Linked DNA regions of Homo sapiens: region 2 is linked to region 1. The links are chromatin loops, found by intact Hi-C in ENCODE. Cell type or tissue: ascending aorta. All regions are shown on one strand. Each heading gives the region's core, and the rest is flanking DNA. Links, peaks and the distances in the headings are about the cores only.

What was found. A loop is a pair of places that touch in the nucleus more often than their neighbours do. Peaks named below come from ENCODE experiments on the same cell type or tissue, not always from the same donor. Only the 100,000 strongest peaks of a DNase experiment are listed, where the experiment ranks them.
Region 2: it touches region 1 in a loop (2.0-fold over the local background); 1 of 110 quality-filtered maps calls a loop at or near these places.

What each region holds. Positions count from the first base shown.
Region 1 is chr6:132,189,063-132,197,326 of GRCh38, reverse strand. No RefSeq gene overlaps it. Among named protein-coding and RNA genes, the nearest start is that of LINC01013, 61 kb to the right of the region's middle. In ascending aorta, for the core only: no CTCF peak of the experiment used is centred there; a DNase peak (open chromatin) is centred at 4,465; H3K4me3 peaks cover 397 bases; H3K27ac peaks cover 2,613 bases.
Region 2 is chr6:131,775,397-131,783,660 of GRCh38, reverse strand. It overlaps the pseudogene RPL15P9. Among named protein-coding and RNA genes, the nearest start is that of MIR548H5, 13 kb to the left of the region's middle. In ascending aorta, for the core only: no CTCF peak of the experiment used is centred there; DNase peaks (open chromatin) are centred at 4,150 and 4,986; H3K4me3 peaks cover 567 bases; H3K27ac peaks cover 2,332 bases.

The DNA.
Region 1 (8,264 bases), core at 2,621-6,620:
ATGGGTCAAAACTCAGTAGATTATAACTAAGAAACCACTCTTTGAAGGTACAGAGGTATGGCTAGACTTCTGAAGCTTTTTAGAAGAATGTATTGTAAATTGCAAACTACATAGGAGTATGGGCTATCTGGCACAAGAAAAATAGAAAAATATTTTATTATGTAGATACCCACAAAGGCCATCATCATGTACTTATGAATAAAATCTTTTATTCTTTGTTATGTTTAGAAATTTTATAATAAACATTTGCTATTCAAAATAAAAATTATCACTACTGCTCTTCTCAACAACTAAAACATAATAGATACATTTTTACTCATTTGACAAATATTTATTATATGCTTATTATATGATAAACATTGCTAGTTGCAGAGGATACAAGAGAGAAAATACAGACAAAGTTTATGGTTTTGGAGAAGATATGCACATTGACAAATTTAACAGTATTATGCAGGCTATGATAGAGGAAAGATAATAATATTTTTGGGTTATAGACAGGCATTTAACTGTAACCTGTGTAATCTTGCAGGGTGGGGGCTACCTGCAGATAATTACATATAGGCCAAAACCACCTAGAACTGAGTATAAAGGAGAAACAAATGCAGAATGATGTCCAAGTTTCTCTTTCTGCCTTGAGGGACCAGATGAATGATGGTGCTATTCATTGAGGGAAAATAAATCCAGGAGGAAAAGCGAGATTGAGAGGAAGATTAGGCCAGGTGCAGTGGCTCATGTCTACAATCCCAACACTTCAAAGGTGAGAGGATCACTTGAGGCCAGGAATTCAAGACCAGCCTGGGAAACATAGCAAGACCTCCCTCTCTCCAAAAAATTTAAAAAACTGAAGAAGGTCCTGCATTCAGTTTTGAAGATGTTCTTGAAGTATTTGAGAAACCTTCAAGTGGATTGGAACAATAGGTAGAGAGAGATACGGTTCTGAATCTGAAGAGATGGAGCTATGCTGGAGATAAAGCTGTGAGATTCATCAGCCTATAAAAGATACTTGAAGTCATGGGAGTGAATCAGCTCACCCAGGGATAGTGAGAAGAATCAGAAAAGGCTTAAAAGGCAAAACCCAGGCCGGGCGCAGTGGCTCACGCCTGTAATCCCAGCACTTTGGGAGGCCGAGGCGGGCGAATCACGAGGTCAGGAGACCAAGACCATCCCGGCTAACATGGTGAAACCCCGTCTCTACTAAAAATACAAAAAATTAGCTGGGTGTGGTGGCGGGCGCCTGTAGGCCCAGCTACTCGGGAGGCTGAGGCAGGAGAATGGCATGAAGGCGGTGCTTGCAGTGAGCCAAGATCGCGCCACTGCACTCCAGTCTGGGCGACAGAGCGAGACTCCATCTCAAAAAAAAAAAAAAAAAAAAAAAAACAAGGCAAAACCCTGAGAAACAGAGAAACATCATTATGTGCAGGTAAATGGAGGAAGGGAAACACAAAGAGACAGAAAAAGATTGGCCAGAGATGAGAAAGGATGGGAAAACCAAGGAGATAACAAGGGAAGTTGAACAATGGAAGTAGAAGGCATATGACAGTGAATTGAGATTTTATTAGACAATAAGCAAGTGTCAGAATGTATGAACTTAATTTTTAAAAAACTATTTGTCTGTCAAAAGGGAGGAAAGAGATAAGGTAGTAACTGGAGATTGAGAAGAATCTTAAAAGTGGAAGAAGCTTGTACACAATTAAAATGTTAATGGAAAAAACTCCCGTATAGAGTGAGGAACTTTAGATACAGCACACAGGCAAACAATCAATACAGCAAAATTCCTGAAGGCAGGGAGGAGCTGGAATTCAGATAATAAATGGAGAAATTAGCTTCAGATGGACGAGAAGCATCTCTTTCATTGTAAAGCAGAAAGAATGTTTAAAAAGACAATAGACTGGTTTGTGAATAGCTGCATATGTGATTTTGGTAGCGGGAAGTTCCTATTTTTCTAATGATATGGACAGGAGACAGGGAAATACTGGGTAGAAGAGGGTGGTTCCCTGGCAAAGGCCCCACCCTCAAGCCTGGATTCCCATAGGCCTAACTGAGAACAGGCATTCCTGTTTTCATGCCCAAAGCGTTGCCTTTTGGCCCACCACACCCCCTATCCTGTAACCATATAAACCCTGAACCCCAGGCTCCAGAATCAGAAGATGAGGAGACAAGCAGACAAATGGCAGCACAGCATGGCAGAGAAAGAGAGAAGAGAAGGAGCGACTGAGCACTGAGAGGAGTCTGACCACTGGCCAAACTCCAGGGGAAGATCATCTTCCCACTCCATCCCCCTTCCAGCTCCCCGTCCATCCCATTGAGAGCCTCTTCAACTACTCACTAAAAGCCCTGCATTCATCCTCCAAGTCTGTGTGACACCTGATTCTTCCAGGATGCTGGACAAGAGCTCAGGATACAGAAAGCTGCCACACTGGCCGTCTGTCCTTGCTGAAAGGCAGAGGGTCCACTGAGCTGGCTAATACTTAAGCCATCCACGGATGGCAAGGCTGAATGGGCACACTATAACACATGTCCACGTGGGCTCCTGCACCTGTCCAGTTGCATGCTCCCCCTCCTGTAAGAGGTTTGAGCAACAGCAGCCACCAAACAGACAAGCCACACCTCCATCTCACACCCTGCAAGGAGGGGGTCAGGGAACTCTCTTGTTTCAGTAACAGTTTTTGTTTTATATCATGATTGTCACTTATAGATCTTACTATATGCTATTGTTTTTATTCAACACAATTCATATAACTAAATGATTTTTCTCTTTCTACATAGTTTTTTTTTAGAATTTAGCATATTTAAAACATTGCTTTGAAATATAAAGTACCCAGGTATACAGATATTTTGCACCACATCAACAGTTTCATTTTTATTTCTAACTTGCATAGTTTCTGGCTTCACAGTGAAACATTAACTGGGCACCAGAATTTCCATTTACGTATAGGTCTTTTGGCTAATATCAAATGTATAGAAAATCATTCTAAATTTTAAATATTAGCTCTATTTTTCAGACGTAGTTGGCAATCTATATAAATAGCTTCAGGAATGCAGCTTAAGCTGTATTAGTAGTTTAAGAAATAAGATAACCAGACATACAGGCAAAATGCTTGCAAAAGAATATTTTTGTTTGCATCATTTTTCATACTGACAAAATTTGGATACAAAGTAAAATTCAAACAAGGAGAAAATGCATGAATGTATTATGATTAATAAAATACCTACAATTTAAAATATTATTCACAAAGGACTTAACAAATATTTATGACAATCATTGATAAAAACAGTGTAACATTAATAAATACAATATGACTTTTGTTATGTTAATGTAAACATGCATTGAAAAAATAGATTATTTGATACATTGCTACTATTGTGGTTTGTATTTTGTTGTTCCATTTATCTGTGCTTTCTTTTTTTGTTTGTTTGTTTGTTTTTGTTTGTTTGTCGAGACAGAGTCTTGCTCCGTCACCAGGCTGGAGTGCAGTGGCATGATCTTGGCTCACTGCAACCTCCACCTCCCAGATTCAAGGGATCCTCCTGCCTCAGCCTCCCTAGTAGCTGGGACTACAGGCACCCACCACCACACCCTGCTAATGTTTCTTTTTGTATCTTTAGTAGAGACAGGGTTTCACCATGTTGGCCAGGATTGTCTCGATCTCTTGACCTCATGATCTGCCCGCCTTGGCCCCACAAAGTCCTGGGATTACAGGTGTGAGCCACTATGCCCAGCCTTATCTGTGCTTTCTAAAATGGAAATATAAACATATTAGAAGCAGTAAAAATTAAATTATATTATGAGAAATATATTCTTGGATTGTTATATTTTGAGGAACATGTGGTTAAATTATTTCTAATTACTAAACTTTCAGATGATATGCACATCTTGAAATGTCTATTCTTTTATGTATCAGATCTGATATTTACCTACTTTCCATATTAATTCTGTTATAAAAATGCTTCATTTTCTAAATTTGCCCTTTTTTGCTGAGAGTTAAAACATTTATATTTAATAAAGAAAGTACGGGTTAAATGCAAAGGCCAAAAAAAAAGGGCCAATACTATTTAATTTAGAATTTGTTGTATTTAACATGGATCATCTCCCTCTTCCTTTCCTCTGGATCTTTCCAGCTGAAGCTTCTCACTCAGTCTGTGCTGTAAGTCAGAGCACGGTATGTACTGTACCTGTACTGGAGCATTTTATTATTTGTTAGAATTTTTCCTAGTGCTAGGTCATTTTGGGCAGGAAGTCATTGCCAGTTAGAAAGAAGCAGAAGGAAAAGCAAAAATAATGTACTCTAAAAAGGGTGGTATTTGCAAGTTACACATAACTGTTATTTTAAACCATCAAGAACTGGGTTTGGTGGTGGCAGCCACATCTACCCTGGAGGGTGTCATTGAAGAGAACTAGGTATTACAGGAGCCACAAGCAGACTGTGCAATTAGGGTTATGTGAAAGGATTGGGTAATCCTGCAATAGTTACTGTTACATAACGCGTCAGTCGCTGCCCAGGGATATGAGCGGTAACTGAATATTATAGCGGGAACTGTTAGCATTGATGCTGCCAAGGGTCACTAACTGTTTCCATTATAAACTTTATTTTGTAGTTGGCTTATAACCCAGACAGTTGAATTTACATCAGGTGGAAACCTGGCATTTAAATTAGAAGCCTAGAGGCACTATTTTTTTTTTTCAGTAAGAAAATTTTGAGCTAGGAGGTACTAGAGAGAACATCTAGTCCAACAACTATTTTACAAATAAGATAGAGGTACATATTTAAAATAGAAAGAGAGACATATTTAGTAGCATGCAGTTACCTAGAGGCAGAACCAAACCTAGGACACAGGCTTTTCTGCCCTCCAGATTAAAAAACAAACACAAAAACAAAAAGGCTCTTTCTCCCATCCTGTGCTAATTTAATTTATTTTTAATATATGGAGGTGCCAGAGGAATGTTGACTATCTTACAGTCAAGAGGTGTCCCTCTTAAAGTATGAAGTGACTTGCCCAGGGAAATACAACATGTGGAACAGGGAAATACAACAGAAAAGAACACAGGCCGTCTTCTGTCGCCATTTGGCATTTTTATATCCTTTCCTGCAGTCCTGTCAGCTGTCTATTCAGTTTATTCATTGATTATCAGAAAAGAAATGATGGTTAAGCCATTGATACATGGGGCTAGTTTACTGCTTCTCATAACCAAAAAATGAATCATAAATTGAGCTGGAAAAGAAAGAAGGGCTATGAAGCCAGCATCATGTTTCTGTAAAACCGCAATTCGTTGAAAGGTGAGTTCAATCAGTTAACCACGCAGTCTCCATGATATCAAAAGTGTACTGGATTAATTTTCTTTGATAAATTCTAACAATTAGTTTGTGAATATTAGATAAAGTCAGAACTTTTGATGTAAATGAAGTGATGACATTTTCTTGAGCTATGTATTACATCAGTTGGTTGGAAGTATAAATTATCAATACATCATGACATCCTGCATAGTTGGCTTTCCTGAAATCTAACCCAGAAGAACATCCTCTGTCAACTGTACCATAGCTCAGTATTTAAAAGAGACCTGCTCTTCCAGACCTGAAAGAATATTCTATCATGACGGTAGAAAGTTCATACCAAAATCACATTTGAATTTTAAAACCTATGCTGTGACCAGTATACAGCTAGTATTCCCCCTCCTCTCTCTATTTTCACCTGTGTTGACACCCAAGATCATGGAACTTTTTTTGAACATGTCTTTTTCCTTTACCGGGTGGTAAGTTCCTTTGAGTATAGGGACTATGCATTGTTTTTCTGATTCACATTCTCTCTTCCATCTACCACAGTTGTACTGAGCCATAGTGCTCTATATACACAATCAAAATTTATGTTGTTTGTTATATTATTTTCTCAGAGATATACTTCTGCAGAGCCTAGGATTATATTCACATCTCCTATGGAAGAATGTGATGATAAAGTGTACTAAGCCCAGTTTAAAACAGGAGAAATAAACATGCAGAGGAGCCTTAGACTTTGACTTTTGCTTACAATAAGTCAGAAATGAGTCGGAATATACTAATTAGAATTCCCAGTGTATAATTCGATACACCTAACCCAATCAAGAAAATTTGTCTATTGTTTGTATTTTATGCTATTTGTAACCTCTATTTCCCAAATTAAGATGTTGCATTATGTTTGTATTTTGTTTATACTTTGTTTGTGGTCATTATTATTCTGTAGCTTTATGACATTGACAGCTTGAAATTCCTACAAACCATGAAAACCATACTGAGGAAGTGGGTGGTAATTGGCAAAAGGAAAGCATAATACGGAGAGAGTTAGTCAAAGGCTGTTGTAATAATTTGGCTCTGTTAGAGGGTTCATTTGTTTTGCATTTCTTGTCCAATGTATTATAACGTTATTGAAGATGACTTCATAGGTCAAGTGTCACTTAGGAAACCTCGTATTTTTATTTAGCATGAAGAGATCCAAAGTTGCCAGAAAGTCAATATTTATCAGGGTCACTTCATCTAATATTTTTATTTTCTCCATAACCTAATCCCCATTTCAGGAGTTGACAACTTTAGTCAGTGGTTTAGTTATCCTCTTTTTGTCAGAAATGGTGTGTGCTACCAACCTAACTTCTTGTTGCTAAGAATGAGAGTAGGCCGAGGTGCATTTTCCACTGAATCACATGTCTCTGTGGTTTAAAAGCACAGATATTAGTTGACCTCTTGCCATTGCTGTCAGGTTTCAGTGGTGTTTGGGATTCTATTTTAGGAGTTTGGGACCGAAAAGTGAACATTTAAATCTTTTATGGAGCACTTGTCCTTAAGAAAAATCCATGTGCAGACACTGAAATTGCATATTAACAAAAAATGCATTACAAGGATTTTGACATGCAAATGAAATTCTCTGTGCTATTTGATTTTAAAGCCATTAAAAAGGAATACTGTTTTGAGATGAAAACTATGTGGAATCCTTGTAAATCTAAAGTCAACCCTGCAGGAAGTTGGAAAAACTGACTCATCACCCCAAATGACCTTTCTATCTCTCGTGTATACCTACCCAAAAAAGCCTTGCTGTTCTATAATCACAGAAGTGTTAGAGCATGCATGAACTCCATGTTCACCACACTTCCAGCCCACATAAAATTCCAACTGGTGACTTCTAGGAACGAATATGATTTCTACAATGCTGAGAAATAATTCTATAATGAAGTTTGTCTTTTGATAGAGATTTAGTGATATTGCTCAATTTAACCCTTCCACTGGACACGTACACATGGATATACTAACATATTTATTATGTGTAAGATGAATATATTTGCTGTATTTTTTATTCAAGTATTACTGATGCCACCTTACAGCTTATTTATTATTAATGCTACCTTAGTAGTTTAACATCCAAAACACTTTCAATACTTCATTTGTTTTCATTCCTTTGTGGTTTTGCTCCTCATTCTGGGAGATTTTCCTTGATGTGTCTTTATTTTCCAGATCACTAACCAGGTATAATACCAGGATTATTTTATTCTCAGCCCCTTTATGAATAATTTTATTTTCATAATCATGGTTTTAAAATATTTTATTTGTAGAAGCATAGTTTTAAATTCTAAGAAATCTTCTGGTTTTCTGATTGTTCTTTTTTCATAGTAGCATGTTTTTGTTTTATTGATAAAATATTCTCTGGATCATGTTGAGGATAATGATTGTTTTAAATTCTCCTTTCATAAAAATAATCCTTTTCTCCCCTATGGTATTAGTTTCCCTTTTTTTTTTTTTTTCTTTTTTTTTTTTTTGAGACCAAGTCTCACTGTTGCCCAGGCTGGAGTGCAGTGGTGTCATCTTGGCTCACTGCAACCTCTGCCTCCCAGTTTCAAGTGATTCTCCTGCTTCAGCTTCTCAAGTAGCTGAGACTAAAGGCACGTGCCACCATGCCTGACTAATTTTTGTATATATTTTTAGTAGAGACCAGGTTTTACCATGTTGACCAGGCTGGTCTCAAACTTCTGACCTCAAGTGAATCGCCCACCTTGGCCTCCCAAAGTGTTGCAATTACAGGTGTGAGCCACCATGCCCGGCCAGTTTCCTTCTTTATTTTTGTACATTTTCTCCCAATACTTGATGATAGATGTATACATAAGTTTGTGTATGTGAAAGAGGAACATAAGAGAAGGAGGAAAAAACACGAGGGAACAGAATGTTGATTTCTCCATTGAATAGGTTCATTAATCCTCCCAAAATCTGCATTGTGGTATTGAAAACCACAGTATGTGGGAGAGAGGAAGT
Region 2 (8,264 bases), core at 2,339-6,338, 410 kb after region 1:
CTTCCCACTGTATGATAGCTTTTACTGCACAGGTGAAAAACTCCAAATGAGTATTCTGACAACTACCAAGTATGTCCACTCCTATCATGCATTCAGAGACTGGGGAACTGGACACTTTGTCAATCCATGGGCTCCAGGTGAGTTGGACACGAGCCAGGATTCCACCATTGCTTGGCCTCCCATATACCCCTACTCTGCTAGAGTGGCCATGATGGGGCTTCAAGTCTTTGGCTGTCAATATCAAGGAAGACTTTAGGTTCAACAGTTCTCAAAATGTCAAGGTATATCCATTTCTTCAGAATATAGTTGCCTGTGTAAATGGCTGTAGATCCCTTTGAGAAGGAACGAGGAAGAATCATTAATATATCCACTTGCTGTGGTGTTATAGTGATCCATCCTTATGGGGACCAAGCCACTCCATTAGTCAATGAATTTTGGGTCTGAAAATTGGCTTAGGTCTGGAATCTAAACTGGAGACAGTGACATTTTAATTTCTGTATTCAACCTCCTGATTATCCATTCTTGATTTCTTTTGTAGTTTAGATGGAATGATACCCTTATTGTCTGCCCACTTATCTTGCCCTGGGAATACCATGCACTGTTAACCATATTCATAGCTCTTGGTGGCTCAGGCTCTTAAGATTGCCATTCCACAGTGTGGGTCATTATCATAATTGCACCCACCTGGCTTCTGAAGCTTCAGTGCCACCACCTGGCTTCCATTATTACAACAGCTTTCTGGGATCCCAGTTCTGTAAAGCTTCTCCTATCCTCAGCCCTGAACTCCAGCGAAGAACATCACTGAACTCCACAACTCTGGCTGGCATCCTCTCACTAGTATATTCCTTATGGGTCTGGCAAACTGCTTCCTTGGCATTCCCACAGAATATAGCCAGTTGGTGAACTTTTTGGCCTTACATTGTATATCCTGCCACTGCAGCCTGCCTGCTACCATGAGCCTCTTGATCCCCTTGCTCAACTTTGTACCGTGGAGTTGTGGAATTTCAAATAAAGTGAGCGTGAGCCATCATTTTCCCAAAGTTTTCAAAGCCAGCCTAGCAATGCATTAGCATCATCTTCAGTGGATCCTGCCAGTGTTAAATCCTGTGTTAAGGAAGAGGGCTGCCATATTGATAAATTCTTTATTGTATTGAATATTGTCTATGATATTCAATTCCCCTTAATTCAGCACACCCAGAATCCAGTTCCGTAATTTCTCCCCAGAGACTCTGGCATATGGGAACTGTATCCTGTGTCTCATTTGGTCTAAGTCCTTTTTCTCCCCTCGCAGGCCCAATGCTCACACAACTCAGCTGTGTTGTCACTTGACCCTACTTATTGGTCTGGCTGACAGGGGACAGGGAGCTACATCCAGAGGTGGGCATGTGTTTTTTTTTTTTTTTTTTTAAGGTCTCAGCTCATCTTCAAGGTGGTGGGTACTAGTCTTGAAAAAGGAAGAGTGGGCCCAGTTCTGCAGGTTTGGAGTCCTGTTTTCTAGCAGAGAATAGGTAGCTTTTGAAGGGTATTCAAAAGCTGAGATGTCTTTGTCTGAGATATGGGGCCCGGACCCCTGGCAGAACAAGACATTGTGTGATACTTCATATGATAAGTCGTTCCTTAATTCTTTGGTCATTTCTGGGAACAGCATGAAGCTATATTTTTGACCTTTTGAAGCAACAGCAGGGAAAGTTGTTACTTGTATTACCTTACGCTTTCAGTGTTTCACATCCCTTTTCATTCTTCTCATGATATCACTTCCTATCACATGCCAAATACATCCTAAGTACTTCTGTGTCCATCTGTTTCTGTGGAACCCCAGAGCAGTCATAAAACATATTTAAAAATCGTTGTTTATTAGGCTCCAGAGTGTTTGGAAATCTGTTTCCTAAATATATTTATTCACACAAGTTCCTCCTTTGGTTACAGATATTTTGTTAGATTTGTGTTTGAGGAGTGGGTGAAAAGAAGGGGAGTGGTAGCAGGAAAGAAGGAAAGAGTATGGTTAGGTTGTGCCCAGGATCCATGAATCCTAAATGGACTGCATCCAAAATGAATTATTTCGGGGGCTTCTGCAGCTGTTTGTAAATACAGGTAGTTAAGGAAGTAGCATGATATGGTGAAAAAAGGATTTGGAATCAGAATGCCTTTACTGAAGTCCTAGTTTCTCTATGGAAAGTGGGATGACTGTAGTCAAGTCATTTGACTTCTTTCTGTTGTGGTTTCCACATTTGAAAAAATGAGAATAATAATACTACCTGCCCTGCCAATTTCAAAAAGAGCTATTTGAAATATTAATTAAGATTCTGGACATGCCTTTCCATCTGGTGGCAACCATCAGGTAAGCCAAGGTGGGTGCATACAAGTACATCCGGGAGCTATGGAGAAAGAAACTGTCTGATGTCATGCACTTTCTTCTGAGGGTCCGCTGCTCAGCTGAGTACCACCAGCTGTCTGCTTTCCACAGGGCTCCCCACCCCACCTGCCCTGATAAAAGCACGCCGACTGGGCTACAAGGCCAAGCAAGATTGTAGGATTCGTGTTCGCCGTGGTGGCTGAAAACGTCCAGTTCCGAAGGGTGTAACTTACGGCAAGCCTGTCCATCATGGTGTTAACCAGCTAAACTTTGCTCGAAGCCTTCAGTCCTTTGTAGAGGAGCGAGCTGGACGCCACTTTGGGGCTCTAAGAATCCTCAATTCTTACTGGGCTGGTGAAGGTTCCACATACAAATTTTTTGAGGTTATCCTCATCGATCCATTCCATAAAGCTATGAGAAGAAATCCTGACACCCGACGGATCACCAAAAACCAGTCCACAAGCACAGGGAGATGCGCAGGCTGACATCTGCAGGCTGAAAGAGCCGGGGCCTTGGAAGGGCCATAAGCTCCACCACACTACTGGTGGTTTCGCTGGGCAGCTACTCCCTAGCTCCGCCGTTACCGCGAATACAAGTAAAGTTTGTACAATTCATACCTAATAAACAATTTAGGACAGGAAAAAGAAAAGATTCTGGACATGAACACTTTGTAAATTTTAAGGGACCATTTAGGTTGGTGATGATCTTCCTGTTGCAATTAGCATTGAATAGTTATAAACTAAAGGCAAACTATTCCTAAAGGGTGAATTTGCCACTTGAAGTGATGGTTTCTTTCCTATAAAATTTCTTGCGTTTTATTTTTTAATATTTCAAACTAAATAAATATTGTCAAATGAAACCTGGAAATATTTTATGTTTTAAATTAATAATCATTTCTAGTTTCATACCATGAATATTGAAAAAAAGTTTTTATATCCTCAAAAAAAAAAATCTACAGGGTATAACCACAGAGAAGGCAAACTGGTTTTTCCTATGCTCCTAAGCACATTCTACCCAGAGGGATAGCTGTATAAGTTTGTAGACATATCTGAGGATCCAAAGTAAACTTCTAAATATACAGAACTCCATTCAAGAAAATGATACTTTATTTTAAAGTAAAATTTGAGTTTAAAAATAAAAGTGTTTTTTAACAAGTTCCGTGCTGAGATAAACAGGCCTGCCCTCTCTCCACCTCTCCCCACTATAATTATCTTCGTTCCCCCAAAAATCACATAAGGTTTCTTTCTTGCTTAACATTACTTCTTTCTGCCTCATCCCGGCCTATTCTCACTTCCTTTGGGTCTGTTGCTCCCAGGTGACATGTAGTTTTCAGGTAATAAGCAATATTTAACTATCCTTTCTTAAGGAAGATTCTGGATATTACTTGATTCCCTTTCCTCACTTTCAATATCTCCTGTATCTGCTGTTTCTTTCTTTCCAAAAATGTATTATTATTATTATTATTATTATATAATATACATAAAGTAATTAGACCCAATAATAGTTATTATTATTAGGAATAACTATTTTGCTGATTTAAAATTACTCTTTAACTAATAGTAGAAAGAAATCCTTGAAAGATATTATCCTACTAAAGAAACAGCACGTTGAAATAATTCTCTTGGATATATAACAAGCTTGCAATGAAAAACAAGCTTATAAAAATATAATCCCTTGGCTTGCCTAGCATCCTACCTGCCCTGCCAAAGAAAAGAAAATGTGCTTACCAAATCAAATTATTCCAGTTGGTTGTTCTTCTTAACCAAATCACTGGCATAACTGCCAAATCCATTCCCTTGGGCGGCCTGCCACACACTCCTAATAGAACCAAATGGAACCAAAACACTGGACATGTTAACAAAGGTGAAACCAAGACAGAACAGGGAACTGGACAAATCCATTGTTCCCCTAAGCCCAGGGGGAAGAGGGCCCCTGCTGAGATCACCCACATTTGAGACCTATGATCCTCTGTGGGGGATGTTAGACTTTCAAAGAGGCATGTGTTTTCTTTTTGTTTGTTTGTTTGCTTGCTTTTATGAAACAGAGTTTCGCTCTTATGATCCAGGCTGGAGTGTAATGGCTCAATCTCGGCTAACTGCAAACTCCACCTCCTGGGTTCAAGCCATTTTCCCACCTCAGTCTCCCAAGTAGCTGGGATTACAGGCACCCGCCATCATGCCTGACTATTTTTTGTATTTCTAGTAGAGATGGGGTTTCACCATATTGACCAGGCTGGTCTCGAACTCCCAACCTCAGGGGATCCGCCCGCCTCGGCCTCCCAAACTGCTGGGATTACAGGTGTGAGCCACTGCGTCCGGCCACATGTGTGTTTTGGAAACAAAACATATTCAATATTGTGATAAAAGTATATAGTTGGAAAGCCAAATAAAAGTGCTTATTTTGAAATTTCAAATCATTTATTTTATTTTATTTTTTCCCAAGGAGGGCATGGATTTTGAAATATTGAGAAATGCTATCCAGATTTTTTTTTTCTTTCTACTTCTTATGAGAACTTGCCTGATGTTCTTGGCAGAGCTAAGGTCTGTATTGACGGTGTCAAAACCCATCAGAAAGTTAAAATCATGTATGCTACCAGCTTCACAGGGTGCAAGGGGGAGAAACCCAGCCTCCATAGGATCCATGGCCCAAGGCACAGAAGCTGATGGCATTTGCCTCTACCCTTCTCATCCTCAGTCTGTCTGTTTATGGAAACTGTAATTTCAATGCCCATGGTGGCACATGAAGCTCAAGTCATGTGCCTAGAGGGAGCAGAGGGAGCTCTGGATAAGTCTGGATACAAGGAGAGTTGCCATCCCAGGACAGAGTGATTTTCCACACCAATTTCCTGAGAAAGAAGAAGGAAAGAGAGGGATGAAGGGGAAGGGAAACTTGGCCACATTTATCACTGTGGGCTCATTTAAGCCTTTTGCTAAGTAAACATAGAAAAATACAGTGAAACCAGACTTCATTACTATATCCAGAAAGTATTTTACATGATTAACTGCTTTTTAGTCTCCAAATCCTGGAAGGCAGCTCTGCAGAATGCACTAATAGTTCTCAGAAAACCCATAAGAAAGTTAAAAGTACATATGTTAGTGGTGTCAGGAAATATTAATGCATACGTGTTGTAATGGTTTTTATTGTTTTTTAAAAATTATTTATTTATTTATTTTTTGAGACAGAGCCTTGCTCTGTTGCCCAGGCTGGAATGCAGTGGCACTATCTTGGCTCACCACAACCTCCACCTCCCGGGTTCAAGCGATTAACCTACTTCAGCTTCCCTCATAGCTGGGACTACAGGCATGCACCACCACACCTGGCTAATTTTTTTATTTTTAGTAGAGACAGGGTTTTACCATGTTGGCCAGGCTGGTCTGGAATTCCTGACCTCACGTGTTCCACCAGCCTTGGTCTTTCAAAGTGCTGGGATTACAGGTATGAGCCACTGCACCTGGACAAAAATTCTTTATTTTAAATATTTGTGGGTACATCATGTTGTAATGTTGGTCATTCCATACAGAGGAATAAAGATGGAAGTCTTTACCATCTTTATCAGAGTAATCATTTGGTAATTGACAAAAAGGATAAAGAATTGGCCAGTTTCTATACCTGAGATTTACTGAATATTTGAAGTTATTATTGGAATCAGTGGTGATTTCTGAGAAGTGAAGGCTAAAGATTTTATGGTCCCTGCATTCTCTACTCAAAAACAGAGCACTTGCTTTACGCAGACTTGTCTTTCAAAGACCCTGAGGATCCCCAGCTTGAGAAAGTACAGATTTGAGGGCGGAAGTCTCCCTAGCCGAGGCCACAATCATATCTATGCACACAATAGCCTAGACTCTGATTTCAGAAACAAAGTTACTAGGTTCCACAGTCCCGCCATTAACCAGCAGATGCTGAAATTACATAATTACTATATTAGGAATGCCTTTGCTTGGCCTAACACTTTACTATAAAATGCAAATATACTTAAGAGGGATGATAGAATATATTTCATCTAGTATTTGTATTTTAATGGAAAGAAGTTTATGACAACTCAGGAGCCAGTTCTGATAAGCACAGGGAGACAGGATGAGGGCACTGAGCATCTGAAATGACTGTGACGTAAGAGGGCACACACAGAGGGCCCCGTGGACTATGGAATCATTTTGCTCATTTATTCCCCAGCCTTACTTTATTGCACTCTAGCCCTGACAGCATTCTTCTCTTGGGATAGCATAAGTTATCTGGATAAAAGAAAGAGACAGAAACTTGTAAAACAAAACAAAACAAAACAAAAGGTAAACCAAGACTCCCCATGTGATGAGGCAAGTGGAACAAGCTGGAACATCCCTTGGCCAATAGAGAATAAAGAAAACCCACAATAGGAAGGGTGTGGTGGCTCATGCCTGTAATCCCAACACGTTGGGAGGCCAAGACGGGAGGATCACTTAAGGCCAGGAATTCAAGTCATTTCAGATGCTCAGTGCCCTCATCCTCTCTCCTTGTGCTTATCAGAACTAGCTCCTGAGTTGTCATAAACTTCTCTCCGTTAAAATACAAATACTAGATGAAATATATTCTATTGTCCCTCTTAAGATTATTTGCATTTTATAGTAAAGTGTTAGGCCAAGCAAAGGCATTCCTAATATAGTAATTATGTAATTATGTAAAACATGGCGAGACTTCATCTCTATTTTTAAAAAGAGAGAGAGGAATAGAAAACCAAATACCACATGTTCTCACTTATAAGTGGGAATTAAATGATGAAAACACATGGACACATAGAGGGAACAACAAACATGGTGATCTTTCAGAGGGTGGAGGGTGGGAGGAGGGAGAGACTCAGGACAAATAACTAATGGGTTCTAGGATTCATACCTGGGTGATGAAATAATCTGTACACCAAACCCCATGATACAGTTTACCTATGTAACAAACCCGTACTTGTACCCCTGAACTTAAAATGAAAGTTAAAAGAAATAAAAAATTAAAGTAAAAAATAGAGAGAAGGGGACCAAGGAGAAAACCCACAATAAGTGGCTAGGCACCCCTGAAGAAAGGTGGTACAGAAAGCACCTAAGAACACACACAACCTTTGTATGAAATGATGTTACCTATTCCCAAGGAATTCAGGCAGCCCTGATTTCTGCCACGTCCCAGCATTCTCTCTGCCCCTACCCTCCTAAGCCTGTCTTGTCCACACCCTTCCACCACACAGTGTGCTCTGCCCCAGTGACCCTTGAGTTCCTGGGCCATCCTCCTGGGGCACTGCTTTCAGGAAACTGTGCTCTTATTTAGTATCAGCATGGGGGTTACCCAGAAGACCTAACCAGGACTAACAGGTCAGAAATAGGCTGAATCTCACCAGGTCCTTCAAATTCTCACGGTTCTTCAATCTTCCCACCCCATGTCTACCAGCACCATCAAGGCTCGTATGCCCATTTCTTATGGGTGTCCGTCCATGACTTAGACAGATAGAAATTGGGAGCCTACTACATGGCCAGCCCTGGGAATGTAGGTGGGACCAAACAAGACACAAACCCTTGTCTTCCTGGTATTATAGTTTAGTGGGAAATACAGGCAGTAAGTAAGATAAATAAAAAGTAGTAAGCAGTAAGCTGTATGGAGAAACATTAAGCAGGGAGGGGTAGAAGACATGTTAGGGGGAGGTGATTGCAATTTTTAATTACGATGGTTAGGGGAAGTCTCACGGAGAAGGCGACATTCCAGTAAAGACCTGAAGGAGGTGAGGAAGGATATCTGGGGGAGAGTATTACAGGAAAAGGGACCAGCAAGTGCATAGCTGAGGCCAGAACATGCCTGGCCTGTCTGAAAAATGCCCAGAAGGTATATATGGTTGGAGCACAGTTAGTGGGGAGGAGATGAGAGCAGATGAGGTGGAAGAGGTAAAGTGGCTAGGCCACAG